Regions from separate parts of the Mus musculus genome. Here region 2 is linked to region 1. The links are chromatin loops, found by intact Hi-C in ENCODE. Cell type or tissue: heart. All regions are shown on one strand. Links, peaks and the distances in the headings refer to the core of each region. The heading gives the core; the rest is flanking DNA. Region 1 holds the start of Igfbp5 (insulin-like growth factor binding protein 5). Region 2 overlaps Gm31137 (a long non-coding RNA gene).

Region 1 (8,439 bases), core at 440-8,439:
CGCCACGTTTCCCACAGGCCTCACATTCAGTTCCACGACACCATGTGTGCAGGGACACGACTCACGTTGAAGAAAGAGTTCCTGGATGCATTCTTTGGAAGTTACACAAGGATGTGCATTTCTGTTTCATTTTTTTAAGTGGTTTTGAAGACTGAACGCACCTTAGATCACTTTGGACGATCACCTTCTAATCTCACTATAGAAGAACATTTTCCCCTAACAAAACATCAAAGCCAGGTCCACTCCCCACTGAGATAGCAGGGAAAGAGCCCACGTGACCGCGGCGGGAGTCAGGTTGTAAAAATGCTGGTTCTATTTCTCTCATGACTGAAGGAATTTCCCTGTAGGAATTTTGACTATACCCAAATTTCACTTTGCAAACTGGCTTTAAAACTAATCACGGTGAAACCAGGTCGTGGGAGTGTACACCTTTGATTGCAGCACTTAGGAGCCGGAGGCAGGTAGATCTCTGAATTCAAGGGCACCCTGGTCTATGGAGAGAGTTTCGGGACAGCCAGGGCTATACAGAGAAACCCTGTCTGGAAAAACAAAACAATGCCGGACGTGGTGGTGCACGCCTTTAATCCCAGCACTCGGGAGGCAGAGACAGGCGGATTTCTGAGCCTGGTCTACAGAGTGAGTTCCAGGACAGCCAGGGCTACACAAAGAAACCCTGTCTCGAAAAACAAAACAACAACAACAACAAAAACCTAACCACTGTGTAAGGCAGGACTCCAGTACTGGTTAGGGAGTAACCGAAGGATTAAATAATGGATCAGTACATCAACATGTGTACTCAAAAACTTTACACTGTAACAGTTAAATTGCAATCACAAATATTGATACATATTTTCCAGCAAGACCTCAGCCTAATACCAACCAACATATTAATTAGTATTGTCACTTGTTTTGTAGGGATGGGAGCGTTGGTTGACTTTATTTGCATTTTTGATGGATTTGACAGTGCTTTGACTGTAAGACTATGGTGCACTCCGAGTTAAGCGCACTGACTTTACTGTACCCATGCAGTCTTCTCTTACAGAACTGAAATGATTTCATTATGAAAAAAACCCAAAACAATATTTTCCTACAGTCTTTCCTCAGCATCAAATGAGGAAATAACACAATCTTCAGATTGTATTGTGCTAGAATGTTTGATTTTTTTTTTTTAATGGCTGAGTTGTTGACTTGAGTTTCCTTTAAAAGTTGTTAAGTGAATTTTGGTTGGGGATTAAGACGTTGCATATTTGTGCATATTTAGAGTGTATACGATTTTAAGGCTAACAATAAGAGTCAGAATTGATTTTATTTAAAGACTTATTTCTATTTTCATTACAGTGGATGGGGGTGCATATGTTTGTGATGTCTGAAGAGGCCAGAAGAGGGCGCTTGACCCCCTGGAGCTGGAGTTGTCAGACATGAGTGCTAGAAATCCAACCTAGACCCCTGTAAGAGCAGCTCGTGCTGCTAACTGCTGAGACATCTCCCCAAGCCCCAGATTTTATGTTTAAGACTCCAAAATCTGTTATCTTGTAACCATTTTCTAATAACTAAAAGGAAGGCAGCCTGAGGAAGGTCTTCTCCTGCTTCACATAAATTCGCCCACACTCCCTCTCCCCGCTGAACTATGATGAAACCTGTCCTCCACAAGGCTCTGTGGTTTTTATTTGGCCTTTCCATAGTTCACGCTCATTAAACCCGTTTCAAGCAGTTAACCCTCTGTCTCTCTCCTCTTACTCCATTTCCCTACCCACTTCTCTCTCTCCTCCAGAGCCGGACCTCCCCATCCTGTCTTCGAAGTCACAACGGATCACTTTTCCTTGTTAATCTCATTTTCCAAAGTGAACGGGGCTTCTGAGCTGCCCGTTGTAGAAACAAGCCAGGTCCCGTGGTCTGAGAGACAGGGGGGCTGCAGGCCCAAACTGTCTCTGTGGAGTTCTGCTTAGCCCCCTCTCTGCCTGGATTGGCTCCAGCAACTCCTAAGCATTAATCCGTAAAACCATGGATGCATATACTGCTCACATAGGGACACAAATCACTCTGAGTCACGGCTGGCTTCTGCTCTTTTATAAAACAGTCCGCCTCGGGGGTCAATTTCAACTCCGGTTAAGTTGCCCGCTGCAGCGAGCCTCACTTATAAAACTTGAACTTTAAAGCAGCACGTGGTTTGACGCTAGAAGTCATCCTCCTTTCTATAAGAAATGTCATATAAAACCTACGAATCCACTGTGCAAAGGAACCCAGAGCTATCTGAGGAGAGAGCCTGCCTCTGCCAGAAGACTACCGGAGAGGGTGGAGCCCGTGAGCCCCTGCAACACCGTGTTATTCTTGAGAAAGTCCCGAGCCACGATGGCAAGAGGTTCTGAGCAGACAGCTATGTGTTTGGACTGCGTGAAATAGATGAATTAACATCTTAGAACTCGTAGTAAAGGGAGACGATAGTGTGCTTTTTAATGAAGACCACCACCGAGAAGTTTTAGGGCTTGTACTGATGAACGAAACGTCACCATATTCCAAGCTGGAGGAACCTGTCTTCAGGGTAAATCTTGAGGGGCTGCTAGAAGGACATTTAGTAACTCAGGCATGTGTGTTGCTAACACCAGAAAGAGTGGGCAGGCTTGACAGCATGAAAGTGAGCCCAAAGGGTGCAGGCACACAAGGATGCCCCTCTGCAAGGCTATGTCTCTCCCATGCACCTAACCCCATTGTTAAAGCTCTTCGTTCGTTCGTTCATTTGCCTCTCCTCTGCTTCTTCTTCCTCTTCCTGCATGAAAGGAGGTAGAGGCATGATTTCAGTGATGTATCTGTTCTGCCACCTAGCCTTCAGTGATGACACTACACCACAGCAGTCCTGAGCTGCTCCCTACCCTGCCTGGCTCTATCCTGCTCAACTTCTTTTACTGTAGAAGGACTTGAAGACTGGGTGCCTGTTTTTAAAAGTACCAGAGTGTAGGATCCAGATAAGACAGTGGCATTAGTCTTCCTGATGGGTCTTGGTCTCTCTGTATGCATGTATCTGGTGGGGAAAAAGTCAATGACCAGATCTTGAAAGTGGAACCAATGATGAATAAACCTCTCTTAGACAATAGTTAACTTGCTTTCCCCAACCCTGTTATCAGGAACCATCCTTGCCCTAGAAATCATTCCAAAATCTTGGAGAAACAGCTGGCTTATGGAGGTCTGGTAAGCTTCCTGAACGAAAGCCCTTTGAATGTTGTTCAGACAAACAGCACAAATCTTTCATTCTCTTGTAGTTCTTGAAGCTTGGTCCTGGTCATCACTTAATTCTTGTCAAAGCAAATAAAAGAGTGATCTCAGGGGAGACAGAGCATGGTAGATGACATTTAACTTCAAACATCACTAAGAAGATTGTGTCCAAAGGCTTATCAGAGCTCAGCTATCCACACACAGGTACGTTCCTGGCAGCAAAGCTAAGCCAGCCATTAAGGAGGTCTCTGAGAGTGCGACCAGATTTCAGTGTGTCCAGAATAAGTTAGTCATCTCAGTGAAACTCTGTTGATATTAAGTCCCCCCCCCTCCCATCTTCTGAAGAGTCCAGGGCTTTTCGAATAGAGGGCAGAGAGAATGGACTCATGGGAAGCCCTTATGCCCCAACACCCAGCACGCTTGTCACTGAACATCACATATAGACTGTTGAGCATAAAATTCACCTCTCCAGTCACTGATAAAAATCGCTACAGACGATCCCAGGGTTCAAAGGAGGTTTCGTGTGTGCTCTCAAGAGCCTACCCTGTGACCCTGAAGAGCAGTGCCCGTCTCTCGGTTCCTTCTGCTCTTTTGGAAGTGGAGCTCATCATGGTTGTTTAATATAGAAAGTCATTCACTGATCTCTCCCCATGACCCCACCATCACCCTTCGAGGACCAATTTCCCACTCTCTCACTTCTCTTCTCCCTGCCCACCTCTCTTCTCTATGAGCCCTCTCCTTCTCTTACTGGTCCTTACACACTGTACTTAGCCACAAGAAGTCAGCTAGAACAAAATTTACTTCTAGAGGCTATATTTTGAGAGTACTGGGCAACTCTTGAGAAACCGGACAGAAGAACCACCCTAGATTTCTCGTTTCAAATGCTACACCAGGGTGAGCTGAGCCCATCCCCACACCATGCCCCTTTCTAACACTCTTCCCTCCTGAAGTTAACTTAAATAAGAAAATAACACTTGATCTCTTCCCCTTCTAAAATAATGCAACCCAGTTTCTAATGTTAAGTTGCTCCCTGCTTTCCCAAGCCCTCCAACAGCAGAGACAGGCTCTTGGAACCAACCAACCCTCCTGCCTTTTTGGGGGGTGTGGGGGTACATTGGTGCACACAGCTCTTCTTCCCTCTGCTAGCCACCAACACAATAAAACTGCCCTGGCAATGGGTGTAAAAGGACACCTTTAAGATTTGGTCCTGTCTTAAAATGTGCCTATTGGCAGAGAACCGAGAATCTGGATCAGAATCTGGGAGTGTGAACAGCGCCCGGGGAGATGCTCCCAAATGGAGCCAGCAAGGGAAATATTTTCTCAATATTGCAGTCCTCCAGCAAGAATTCTTATCATAGATAAGGGTGCAGTCTAGTGGCAAAATTCATGAAATGCAGCCCCTTTTTCTAAAAGAACAGAGCAAGGGAAGAAGAGAGTTGGAGAAAGGGCAAAAGCCCTGCCCCCAAGAACTCCCCAGAGACCATCACTTGATCATGTCTTTTCTTACCTGTGGTGGGCAGTCTACAGACCACCTATCATGTCAAATTAATTTTTAAAACAAACAAAAAAAGCTAAAGCCATCATATTCCTTCTTTCAAAAATTAGGTTTTCTTTCATTTTCCTAAGGGAAGAATGGTCCCTAGTGCTGACTAGCGATCTGGGGCTTCCTGTGGCATGGTGAGGATTTCTCACGTGCAGGCTCCAGGATGCTACCTTGGTACATATTAACCCTTAAACAAGGTCTCCTGCAGCGAGGTACCTGCTCACTCCAGGATCTGCCTACCCCACAGAAATGCCTCATTGTCAACCCAAGAAGGTTATCACTTTATCCTACCTTCCTTCCATTTAAAAGGACATTTAAGGTGTCCATGAGGACACCAGATAAAACTGACAACCCACAGCATTTCCTCCAGGGTCTCAGTCACTACTCCCAACAAAGCTGGGGAGGGGGGTGGGGTGGAGGGCGTTATCCCTTCTTGAAAGTGCACATAGCACGCTCACACTCAGAGAGAGAGAGAGAGAGAGAGAGAGAGAGAGAGAGAGAGAGAGAGAGAGAGAGATTCCCTGGTCATCTATATAGGTGAAGGAAAATGACCACTGGCTTTAACTAAAATCAGTACCCCACCAGAACAATAATGACAAGCCCTTGCCATAATCCCTCTGCCCCTTTTAATGGGGGAGGGGTCTACACACGCGCCCGCACTCCTTTTCTCTTTAAATTTATCTCAATGCCCCTCACCAGCTACTGTACACTACTTGTCCTCCAAACACAAACACACAGACAGACAAACCTTCAGTGGTCTCTTAGACACTTTTTTTTCTAAAGTTGGAAAGGACTTCTTGGGCAGGGTATACACGGCTAATAAGAAAATGTGACTCCTAACAGCCAGTGTCCGGGCTAGTTGTCGGAAAACAGACTCGCTCCATTGTATTCACCCAGCTTCTGAAGAGTACTGCCATCCACTCCTCCCTCCACCTTCTCCCTACTCTCCTCTGTAGCTCGCCTGTCTTCGCCCCCCCCCCAAAGCCCTTTCCGTACATTCCGTGAGGAGGAGGGCTCTGTGTAGGGAGCGAAGGGGAGCCCCCGTGTCTAGAAGGCCTCTCTTCCCCACCCCCACCCCGTGTGAGTTTGCGCTGCAAAGCTCCTTGGCATCCTTGCATGGGTTGGGTGTTGGGGAGCTCAAATTGCAGCTACAACTGGCTGGCAGCCAGGGGCCGTCTATTTAAAAGCGCCTGCTCGACCAGAGCCCGCAGTCTCTTTGGAAACTTCTAAAAGAGCTAGGAAAGAGCTGCAAAGCTGTTTGGGCTTTTTTCCCCCTTTTTGTTCCTTTTTGTTACCCCCCCCCTCGGTCTGCACCCTTCTCCGGACTTCACGCAGAACCTGCGGGTTTCGAAGAGGTGGTGACAGAGCAGGTGTTGGGGTCCAGGTTTGGTGAGGTCTGGGTTTTTGCCCTTTTTCCCCCCTCGATTTCAACATTTTCCCGATCTTGTTGTCAGCCGCCGACGCCTCTTACCTGTTCTGCGGCAGCAGCGCAGCTGGCCGCTGAGACCGAGCGGAGTGGGGTTGCGTTTTAGATTTTAAGCAAAGGGGGGAAAATTAAGCCCAATCCATTTTTTTCTTCACCTCCTCCCTTTTCAAGGCCTCCAAGCTAATTATTTCTGTTGCTTTGGAGTGAGCAATTCTGTGGTTCTCTCCACCACCACCCCCAATTCTGACCCGATCCCGCCTGGGGGTTTCTACGGTCTCCGCTCGCTCTGCGTGCACCTGGCGCGCCTCTTTTTTTCACCCCCAACCTGTTGCAAGTCTTTAATCCTCGCAATTGGGACTTGCGTGCAGGCATCTGAATCCTCCTTGCCTCATATTTTGCAAGTGTTTGGGGGAGAGCACCTGCTCTACCTGCAAGAGATTTAAAAGGAAAAAAATCTCCAGGCTCCCTCTTTCTCCACACACTCTCGCTCTCCTGCCCCGCCCCGAGGTAAAGCCAGACTCCGAGAAAATGGTGATCAGCGTGGTCCTCCTGCTGCTGGCCGCCTATGCCGTACCGGCTCAAGGCCTGGGTTCTTTCGTGCACTGTGAACCCTGCGACGAGAAAGCTCTGTCCATGTGTCCCCCCAGCCCTCTGGGCTGTGAGCTGGTCAAAGAGCCCGGCTGTGGCTGCTGCATGACTTGCGCCCTGGCGGAGGGACAGTCGTGTGGCGTCTACACGGAGCGCTGCGCCCAGGGTTTGCGCTGCCTCCCCCGGCAGGATGAGGAGAAGCCGCTGCACGCCCTGCTGCACGGCCGCGGGGTTTGCCTCAACGAAAAGAGCTACGGCGAGCAAACCAAGATAGGTGAGCGCTACTGGGGTTTCAGTTGCACGGCACAGGAGCTGGGGAGGGAGGCACCTTGGATGGGTGGGGACCGGGGACCGATTGGGAACCCGCGCGCTTTGCGCGCGCAGCAAGTGGCTTAGACCCTAGTAGCTCCTGAGAGTAGATGGGGTGGGTCCTTGCACCTCACACTTGAATCCCTGGCAGAGCAAGCTATCCTAGGCGGCTGTCTAACCGTCTCTACCAGTTTACACTTCATCTCCACCCCAACCCGACCCTCCCCCACTCCTAACTCGTGGCAATTCTGACTCTGAGCTCCTTTTGAGTCTCAAAGTCCAAATCCCAAGAGAATCCTCTCTGAAAAAGAACAGGTTAAATTATCAACTCCCTTCTCCACCCCAACCCCGTACTTTTCTCCCTAAACTTTAGAAAATCCTTTCTGTTAAAAGGTCATTTTAATTGGAATCTGAAGATGCGTTCCATCTTTAAAGCTAATTCTACCTTGATCCCTCCAAGCCTCACCCCTCCGCCCCCATCTCAGTGCCTCTAAATTTATCTCTCACTCTATTCCTATTTGCTCAGGAGCGCGCGCGCGCGCGTACGCGCGTACATCCCCCCCCCCCACTTGACAACTAATGTCTTTTGGGTGGAGGTATTGAGAGCTCACCCACACGTACACTTGCTGCTTTTGAATTGATATGATTGATTATGATCGATGAAACATATTAGACTGTAAAACGTCTCTCTTTTTTCCTCCCAGGAAGAGAAAGAATACTTCGGGAGGGCTGGGGTAGGGCGTGGGGTATGAGCTGAAAGAGTTTGGTGTTCTGTGCTGAATGTTCGTCCCTGAATCTAATGGTTTTTTTTCCCCTCCTAAATTCAGATTTTAGTTAAGATAAAAAGATGGACACAGGTTTGAGAGGTGAAGAGGGATGTGGGGGTGAAGACATCCTCAAGTTCCCACTGGATGCTGGCCCTCTCCATCTCCCTTCCCTCTCTCCTCACTCCACCCCCACCCCCAGCAGCCCCACCCTCCACCCATCACTTAAACCAGACTAAAAGTGAGTGTGGCTAAGTGCGTGAGGGGCCCTGGAAACACAGAATGCAAAACTCAAGGGGCGGAGACAGGAAGACCACGCTCTGGGAGCCACCCCTCCGTTTGCCCCGCCCCCTCTTGCCCCGCCTCCAAATTCTCCGTGCCTGGAGTCTGTGGTTTAAATGATTGACAGAGCTTCTTGTTCAATCAAAACAGTTTTGCCTCGAGCTAGGTTTCTTGGGGGAGTTACCTGATTATATATTTTTATCAAATTATTTTTATATTTATATATTATAAATATTTAAGCTTAACCAACAATGCACAAAATCTGAGCTAGGAGAGATGTTAAGACTTAGCTAAATGTTTATTTGGTGCGGTTCCTTACA
Region 2 (8,531 bases), core at 447-8,446, 130 kb before region 1:
ACTGGAGTGACCAGGGAAGCCTCCTAACCTGCTCTGCCTCAGTTTCCTCATTTCTAAACTGGAGATAATAGCATCATTCCTTCAAAGGGTGATTGTGAGGAACATACGAGCTGCTGTTTACAAGCTGCTTAAAAACCCTAGCTGGTAGAGGCAGGGGACTAGGGGACCATTGATTCTCTAGTCTTTGCTTGGCCTGTAGGTATAGCCTGACTACAGAGCTCCTCAATTCTCAGAGTTTAACAGTGGCCACTGGATACTTTAGTGTCAGATGAATGACCCTGTACTATGAATACGGCTGGAGCCAAGCAGCAAAGCAGCCACACCCCTTTCCTGACTTAGTAGCAAGAGTTTCAGAATATCGGTTGCCCATGGAGCCCATTAATAAAGTCTGAGGAGCTGGGGCACAGGCAGAGATATGGGGAGAGGGTTGCTGGGCAGGAAGACTGGCATCAACTCCCCAGGGTAGGTTGACTACTGTAGGAAGCCCTAGTGGCCTCATGAAATACCTACTTTGCATAGGAGAGCCTTTATTTTCCTTTCTTTTCTCCTTTTCTGGGTCAAAATCACTGTAATTTTCATTAGAAGAATAAGAGATGGATATATAGCTATAAATGGTCCATGTGATGACTGATGGCTTTCTTGTGCCAAGGAAAACAAGTATGGGGCAGCTGGAAAGAGGAGCCAGGGGAGTCCATGGAGTCAGAAGTTCTCCATCTCCTTGGGACCCAGCTCCAGCCTGCACAGGCCTGGCCATCTGGGAACAGCAGTCTCATGGTCCTGAGGGAATGGCCTGCCAGGAACCTCAGGGCCCTGGACCAGGAGTTGCTGGGAGCTGAATGCTGCAATTTGCCATGGGAAAGGAAAGAGACAATCAGAGGCTGGTGGCCCAGAGAAACCACTGTTTAATTCAATAGGCCATCGACTGAATGATTGCTGTGTGCAGGGCATGGAGCCGTGGGGCAGAAGCAGCAAGGTCTTCTTGTGGCTTTTGTCCCTGAAGGCCTTGAAGCAATGGTAAGGGGAATAATGGTGACACAAATAGAGAGACGCTGATCCTCAAAGCACTGGGTCTCCAGGAGAAGAGGAGCATTTGTGTGGATGTGACCAAATGTCTTTACTTATTGCTCCCACATGTTTTGAGAAGGGATCTCTCACTGAGCCCTGAGCTCATCAATTCAACTCTACTAACCGGCCAATGAGCTTCGAGGATCTTCCTGTCTCCATTACCAACCACATGTGTAACAGTCATATACCTGGCTTCTACATGGATTCTGAGAATCCAAACTCAGATCCAAGCTTGTGTTTGTAGAGCACTTACTCACTGAGCCATCTTTCTGGTTCCCGGAGATATGTTTTAAAGGATTTTGACAGATGGAGTTCAGAGACATTCTAGGCAGAAGGATCCATATGGTAAGCCATTGAGGTAGGGAGACAGAAGGCTCCTAGGAGAACAGGGATCCAAATATGACCACTTAATAAAAAAGAAAAAAAAAAGACATGAGCACACAACTCAGTAAAAGAGCCCTTAGACAGGACCATCAGGCCAAGTGCAAGGGGAAAGAAGAGTCAAAGAAGGTTTGGGAGCCCAAAGATCATAGATGAACCCTGAACATTAAGACAGCTAACTGGGATGGAATGAGAGGAGGCAGAAGACAGGTATCTAATGGTTATAAACCTTTAGAAAGACTAACACATTGTGTGTGTGTGTGTGTGTGTGTGCGCGCGCGCGCGCGCGTGTCCTAAAAAGTCTCCAACTCATGTTCACAAGCCCCATGTCTCCCTGAGGATCTTGAGGTAGTAAGTGGTTTCTGAGAAATGGAGAAACGTCTTCAATGGTGTGGCCACTGTTAAGTTGCTCAACCTTACTAAATACATCCTTACTCATGCTCTTAGAGGCAACTCTAATTAAACTCATTTGGTCACCAGAGCCAACACACAACCCAAAGTGTAAAAGCAGAAAGGGGGCTAGTTGAGAAGAGGAAGGGATGGGGGGAGTTGGAGGAGAACAGGAGAGTGTAATGGAGGTGACTATGATCAAAAGTACATTATAGACATATTTGAAAATGTCATAAGGAACCCCACCATTATATATAATTAATGTATGATAATTAAAACACTTGAAAAAATAAATTTTAACATCCATATCACAGGATATATCATGAGGGTATAACATATCTCCCACTTTTGTGTCTCCCATGCCACCTGAACATGACCAGAGAGGTGTCTTCCTCGTCCTCTGACTACCAAGTGCTGTCTGTCTTCCTGGTCCTTTTCTATCTCAGCCTTGGCTTCTCTCCATGGTGGTCACCATTCATCCTGCCCCTTCTTGCAAGCACCAGCCTTCCCTTCTTAAAGGATGAGTCTAAACCTCTGTGGCCTAGAATCTGGGCTGCCATGGGATTGTTTGATCAGCAGGTTAATACAGAAAATACTCTAGAACAGTCTAGATTTAGTCTTGAAAAGGATAAGCCATGTCTTCCTCACTTCCTCTAAAGAAATCCAGACTCCTAACAAGATCAACTCTCCTGAGCCCTCTACATTGTAGGGAAACCCGAGTTAGCCATTTGGAACAGCCACAGGGGGGAGAGGAAACTGATAGCCATTGCAAGGCCCAGGCATGCGGGATAAGGAACTGTCTTGAATGTTAAGCCAAGTTGAGCCTTCAGATGACTGCATCCCCAAGATCTATAGAAACACAATGGAACAAGTGAGTCCCAGTGAGGAACAGCACCCAGAAGAGCCTAAGGATTATAGTTTGGATAAGAAACATCCCCCAGAGGCTCATATGTTGAAACAATCCCCAATTGTTGTGTTACTGTTATATCATAGGGACATTTGCCTCATCAGTAAATTAATCCACTGATGAACTCGTAGCTGAATGGGCTGTATTAGGGGTTTCAGCCCAGGTGATCAAAATAAATCACTAGGGGCATGCTTTCCAAGAATAGATCTTGTCTTCAAGCACTTTCTGTCTGTCTATGCATCTGTCGGTCTTCCTAATTGCCTGCCTGTCTGCCCTCTGTTTATCTAGAGTGAGCCACCTGGCTCCACCATGTCTCCTCATCGATGCTGCTTTATCTCAGTATGCATGGGCGGGCCCACAGTGAAGGAACCCCATGGACTATCTACCACCTCTAAAATCTGAAATGAAAGTAAAACTGCCCTCCTTTTACGTGGTTTTCTTAGGTATTTATTGAAGTCAAAAGTGAATAACATTACCCCTCAAGGTACCAGAGTGTGAAAAAAAATGATTTCTGTTAAAAGCCAGTAAGTTTGGGAATAGTTTCATTTTTCCTCTGAAATATCCTTTCTCCTTCACCCTTGTACATCAGATGAAAGTCATGACTTCCTTGCTTGTCTGCCTTCTCCTCTCCAGGCTCATTTCTTCAGCCCTACCCTATAGCATGCAACAAAAAATGCCCCTTTGGATCATGGGAGTAACTTCCCACCCCCTGCATGGGTTCCAGTGTGCTTCCACAAAGCTGTATCTGTTGCTTCCATACCTCCGGGGGATAGGAGCGTGGGGGGTGGGGGGGACTTCTCCCATCTCCGAGGAAGAACTCTCAGGGACTGCCATTCACCTGCTAGGGAGTGGGTGGTATCTGGAAGGGGTTGCTGCCAGAGGCCACAGGAGCACTGACCTCTGGCCTTGGGAGCAACAGTAGCTGCTGTTGAAATGGGCCTTTGCCATGACCCGGTCCTGAGGGAGCATCTGCAGATGTGTGGTTGTCCCGGAATAGGCCATGGGAAAGTCCAAGAGCAGCCACGGCTGTTGACAAGCATCCCAGAATCCCACTGGAATGTGGTACCAGAATACACTGAGCACTAAGGTCTTGGGTTCTCTGCTATTTTCTTTTTTAATTTTTGGCTGGTCTCTCAGCTGGGAATTCATAACACTAAAATGACCTCAGAACAATCACTCCAAGCATGCCACTCCATTCCTACCTCTACCCCCCACCACTCCAACCCCCTACATAACTGACAACCAAAGTCACCTGGGATAAGACAGCACAAATCAACAAGGCCAGGAAACCAAACCTCCAAGACTAAGAGACCCTTGCTCAGGAAAGCAGACTGGGATCTAAATCCTAACTCTGTCATCAAATTCTTCAGGCAAGGCCAGAGCAACGCAAGTTACTCTGCAGTGGGTACTCTTGCTCGCTTGTCAACCCCAGCACAATCGGGTGTGACTGAAGGGATGGACTGTGGGACTACGCAAGGAACTCCAAGCAGAACAATGTTCCCAGACACGGAGCAAGTCATCTTCCATTTTGAGGAAAGAGATGATGGGAAAACAAGAGTTAATATGTGAAAAAAAAAAAGAAAAAAAAAAAAAAAAAAACCTCAATCCTGAGTTTTTCCCTTATAATCCATGAGCTAAGACTCTTTTCCATAATTTTCAATGGTTTGGAAAATAATGATTAGGCAAAGAAAAATAATATTTCATCATAAATAAACACGAAATTCAATTTTGCACTCATGAACAAAGGCTAGGGGGGGGCACATAGCCATTCACATACTAGAAACATTTGCAGCCACTCTTAAAATGTAGTGCAAGACTAAGCTCCTGCCACTAAGACTGCATGGGAGTTGTCACTCCAGGTGAGAGCCCTTGCCCAGCATGCCTTGGGATCTGGGTTCAAACTCAAGCACTACAAAGAAAGAACACAGATTATATGACTCATAAAGCAAAAATGGTTGCTTTGTGCTTGTGTGTGTGTGTGTGTGTGTTTGCTGGTTTCTGGCCTAACCCAACAACTAAAAAAATCTCCACCTTCCTTTCCTTTCCAATAGAAGCCTTTTAGAGTGTTATAAATCAACTTCATTGGTATAAATTGTTTATCTGATCTCATTTTTCGCCCTATAAGAAAGGAATTAGTTCAAAATGAGAAAGACTACAAAAAACATTTTTTAAGTATCAAAAAGGGAACTCCAAAGAAACTCTTAGTCTTCATTTTGATACTGTTAAGGCTTAGAACCATCAGAAAATGAGAAAGAAACATTTCTGAGTTCACCAGAGAGTCTATCACCAGACCCTGAATATTTATGCCTCCTTTGGAGCCTTGTCTTCCACATCTTATCCCCACTGGGACATGCACTCTAGAACAACATGGTGTCTCCGGTAGCCTTCTCGAAGCATCCACATACAGCTTACTCCAGCAGCAGACAGCACAGTACAATTTAGAACCAGACATAGCAATTGACATCCATCCCTCCCCACAAGCAGATGGCACTCAAGGATAAATCCATTCCACAAAATACATGTCAGTCACCATTGCATACACTAGCAAGATTTTGCTGAAAGGACCCAGATATAGCTGTCTCTTGTGAGACTATGCCGGGGCCTAGCAAACACAGAAGTGAATGATCACAGTCAGCTATTGGATGGGTCACACGGCCCCCAATGGAGGAGCTAGAGAAATTACCCAAGGAGCTAAAGGGATCTGCAACCCTATAGGAGGAACAACATTATGAACTAACCAGTACCCGGGAGCTCTTGTCTTTAGCTGCATATGTATCAAAAGATGGCCTAGTCGGCCATCACTGCAAAGAGAGGCCCATTGGACTTGCAAACTTTATATGCCCCAGTACAGGGGAACGCCAGGGCCAAAAAGGGGGAGTGGGTGGGTAGGGGATTGGGGGTGGGGGGTGGGTATGGGGGACCTTTGGGATAGCATTGAAAATGTAAACGAGGAAAATACCTAATTAAAAAAAATACATGTCAGCTACTTGCCATCTGTCTCTCAGTCGGTGTTTGCCTCTAACAGCAGATCTATTGAAAATATCAGTCTTAATGATTTTACTTCCCTGAACCTAAAGTGATACCTATTATGCCTAAGTCAGGATAAGCATTCAACTAGAGCCATTATCCTTTTCCCCTTCTCTTGGCGCCATGTACCTAGGAGGTGTAGAGTAGAATCCATGAACTAAGTATAGAGGTTCCCCAGAAAACTAAAAACAGAGCACATGGTCTAGCCATACCACTCCTATACCTAAAGGACTCTGAGGTAGCACACAACAGAGAAAACACTTATACACCTGTGCTGACTGTTGCCCTACAACAGCCAACACATGGACACTACCATGACTGATAGCATCTCTGAGCTCAATGCAAAATGGAGGACTCCCTTTACCTAGCCAGGACTCCCCCACCTCTGACCTTGTCTGGCAAGGCTGAACCTCCATATCCTCTACTTGAAGAAGGTCAACTAGTCCTCTGGCAGTCCTATGTTACGAATTCAACCTCCTCTTTTCCCCTTCCTCTTCTCCCCTGATAAGAACTCACCCAGCAAGTATTTGAGATTCCTGGAATGCCTCTTCATACACAGAACTTTAAACTCCAGCCAATGATCTTCATTCACCCTGAAAACTCCTTCTCACTCTTCAAGGTCCATATACATCCCAGTTTCACATGAAATAAACAGTATATGTATAAGCCCACTGTGAATAAAGGTATGCACACAAACTAAGATTGTCTCCAAAAGCTGTTTCATTAAAGACCGTTGGGGAAGGCTTTCATCTTCAAGAGCTGTAACACTGAAATCTTCAGTGGCTTTCTCCCTGCCCCTGGCACTCACTCCTAGCTGGACCAGGATCCTGCAGGACTCCATCCATTCCAGACTCTGCTTCATCCTTCTAGTGCCATGTCTGGACACCCTGAGAGGGAGGAAGCAGAGGACTCAGGACCACAGATGTCCATCCACAAATACATATGGAAGGAAAATATGGTGCGTGTATACATAGTAGAATTTTATTTGGCTGAAAATGGATGGGAATTTGACATTTACAGGAAAATGGATGGAACTGGAGATCATTATGTTAGGCAAAATAAGCCAGACTTGGTGAAATAGACAGACAAGACACATCTGTGTCTTTCCACAATGTCTGTATTATTGAATGACTGTAAATTCGCAAGGTTTTGTTGGCAGTAGTTTGTTAAATTGTCCTCATTTCCCCAACAGCTGGCTGAGATAAGCAACCTCTTTCATTCCAATTTTAATCCATGTTTTCTCTCTTATGGGAAAGATAGATTCAAATGTGTGGGTGTAAGGGGTATGACATGAAAGAAGAAAGGGGACAAAGGGATCTTGGAAGGGGCAGGAGAGATCAAAAGCAAAGAGGAGAGGGGAATGAGAGGGGAGAATGGAATATTTATTCTGTGAAAGCATAAGAGTAAATTTAGGAGATGGAGAAAGGGGCCAGCAAAGAGGGGGGGGGGAGGGAAAGGTGGTATGGGAGAGAGAAAAAGAACAAAATGTAATGAATATTTATGAGAATGTCACTGTGCTAATCAAAAATAATTGATTTAAAAAATAAATATAAAATGAAATTCAAAAAAATCAAGATGAATTGAATTTAACATTCTTCTTAGTGACGTTCTACCAACTGCCTCTTTCCCCAAAATCTTGGACAGAAAAGTAAATCTGCACACTTGTGCATTGAGCTTCCACAGGATGTCTCCCTGTGAGCATCAGGGCTGCCTCACCTTCTATCTCAGTCAGGGTTTCTATTCCTGCACAAAACATCAAGAAGCAAGTTGGGGGGAGGGGTGGTATTCAGCTTACACTTCCACATTGCTGTTCATCACCAAAGGAAGTCAGGACTGAAACTCACACATGATAGGAACTTGGAGGCAGGAGCTGATGCAGAGGCCATCGAGGGTGCTGCTTTCTGGCTTGCTTCCTCTGGCTTGCTCAGCTTGCTTTCTTATAGAACCCAGGACTACCAGCCCAAGGATGGCACTACCCACAAAGGGCTGCCCCCTCCCCTGATCACTAACCGAAAAAATACCTTACAGCTGGGTCTCATAGAGGCATTTCCTCAAAGGAGGCTACTTTCTCTGTTATAACTCCAGCTTGTATCAAGTTGACACACAAAACCAGCCAGTACACCTTCCATCTAGTTCATCTGACTGAAAGAGTTGTCTTTCTTTGCTTTTCTTTTTAGCCTTTCAAACAACTAGGGAGATCCTCAACTCACATCTGACCACCCCCAGCCCCCTAACTTCATCTAGGGTACAGGAAATGAAAGGAAATCACCCCTGCAGGGACACCAATCCATTATTGCTTTTGTAGAAGAGACTCATTTTTACATCTTCCTAAGAGAAGAATCCTTCCCCTCTCAGCTGGTGTGTCTAGTTTCTGGCAAAGAGAATTATGAGAAATCATCTCCTGGAAGCTGCTGGTTACCCCAGCCATCTGGAACTTCCATAGGCTGCCTTCATGACAAAGGCCTCAGAGATAGACTTTTCAACATCTGTATTCTTCAGAACTGACTCCTTCAGGAATATTCATCTCTCTTACAGAGCAGAACCCTCCTAAACTTTAATTTAATGGAAAAATTTTGATGAGACAGCAAAAGCCCCATTCAACACCTTTAGTCATGTCAATTCAGAATGCTATGGAGAACTTCTCATTTTAACTTTTCAACTTATTACACAATTGTGTAATCAGAATGATGAGTGGGGAATGGAATCAAGTGTACTAGGAATTGGACATAGCCATTGTCACACTTGTGGTATATCAGAAACA

Evidence for each region. A loop is a pair of places that touch in the nucleus more often than their neighbours do. Peaks named below come from ENCODE experiments on the same cell type or tissue, not always from the same donor. Only the 100,000 strongest peaks of a DNase experiment are listed, where the experiment ranks them.
Region 2: it touches region 1 in a loop (3-fold over the local background); 5 of 42 quality-filtered maps call a loop at or near these places.

Annotation. Positions count from the first base shown.
Region 1 is chr1:72,872,405-72,880,843 of GRCm38, reverse strand. Igfbp5 (insulin-like growth factor binding protein 5) reads left to right here and starts at 5,979. Exons shown (of 4, transcript NM_010518.2): 1 at 5,979-7,038. The coding sequence starts at 6,705. In heart, for the core only: CTCF peaks have their summits at 1,381 (motif pointing right), 4,583 and 6,856; DNase peaks (open chromatin) are centred at 2,823, 5,913, 6,953 and 8,183; H3K4me3 peaks cover 4,172 bases; H3K27ac peaks cover 6,267 bases.
Region 2 is chr1:72,997,346-73,005,876 of GRCm38, reverse strand. Gm31137 (a long non-coding RNA gene) reads right to left here. Exons shown (of 3, transcript XR_373508.3): 2 at 1,319-1,442. Among named protein-coding and RNA genes, the nearest start is that of Tnp1, 14 kb to the left of the region's middle. In heart, for the core only: no CTCF peak of the experiment used is centred there; DNase peaks (open chromatin) are centred at 756 and 3,696; H3K27ac peaks cover 408 bases.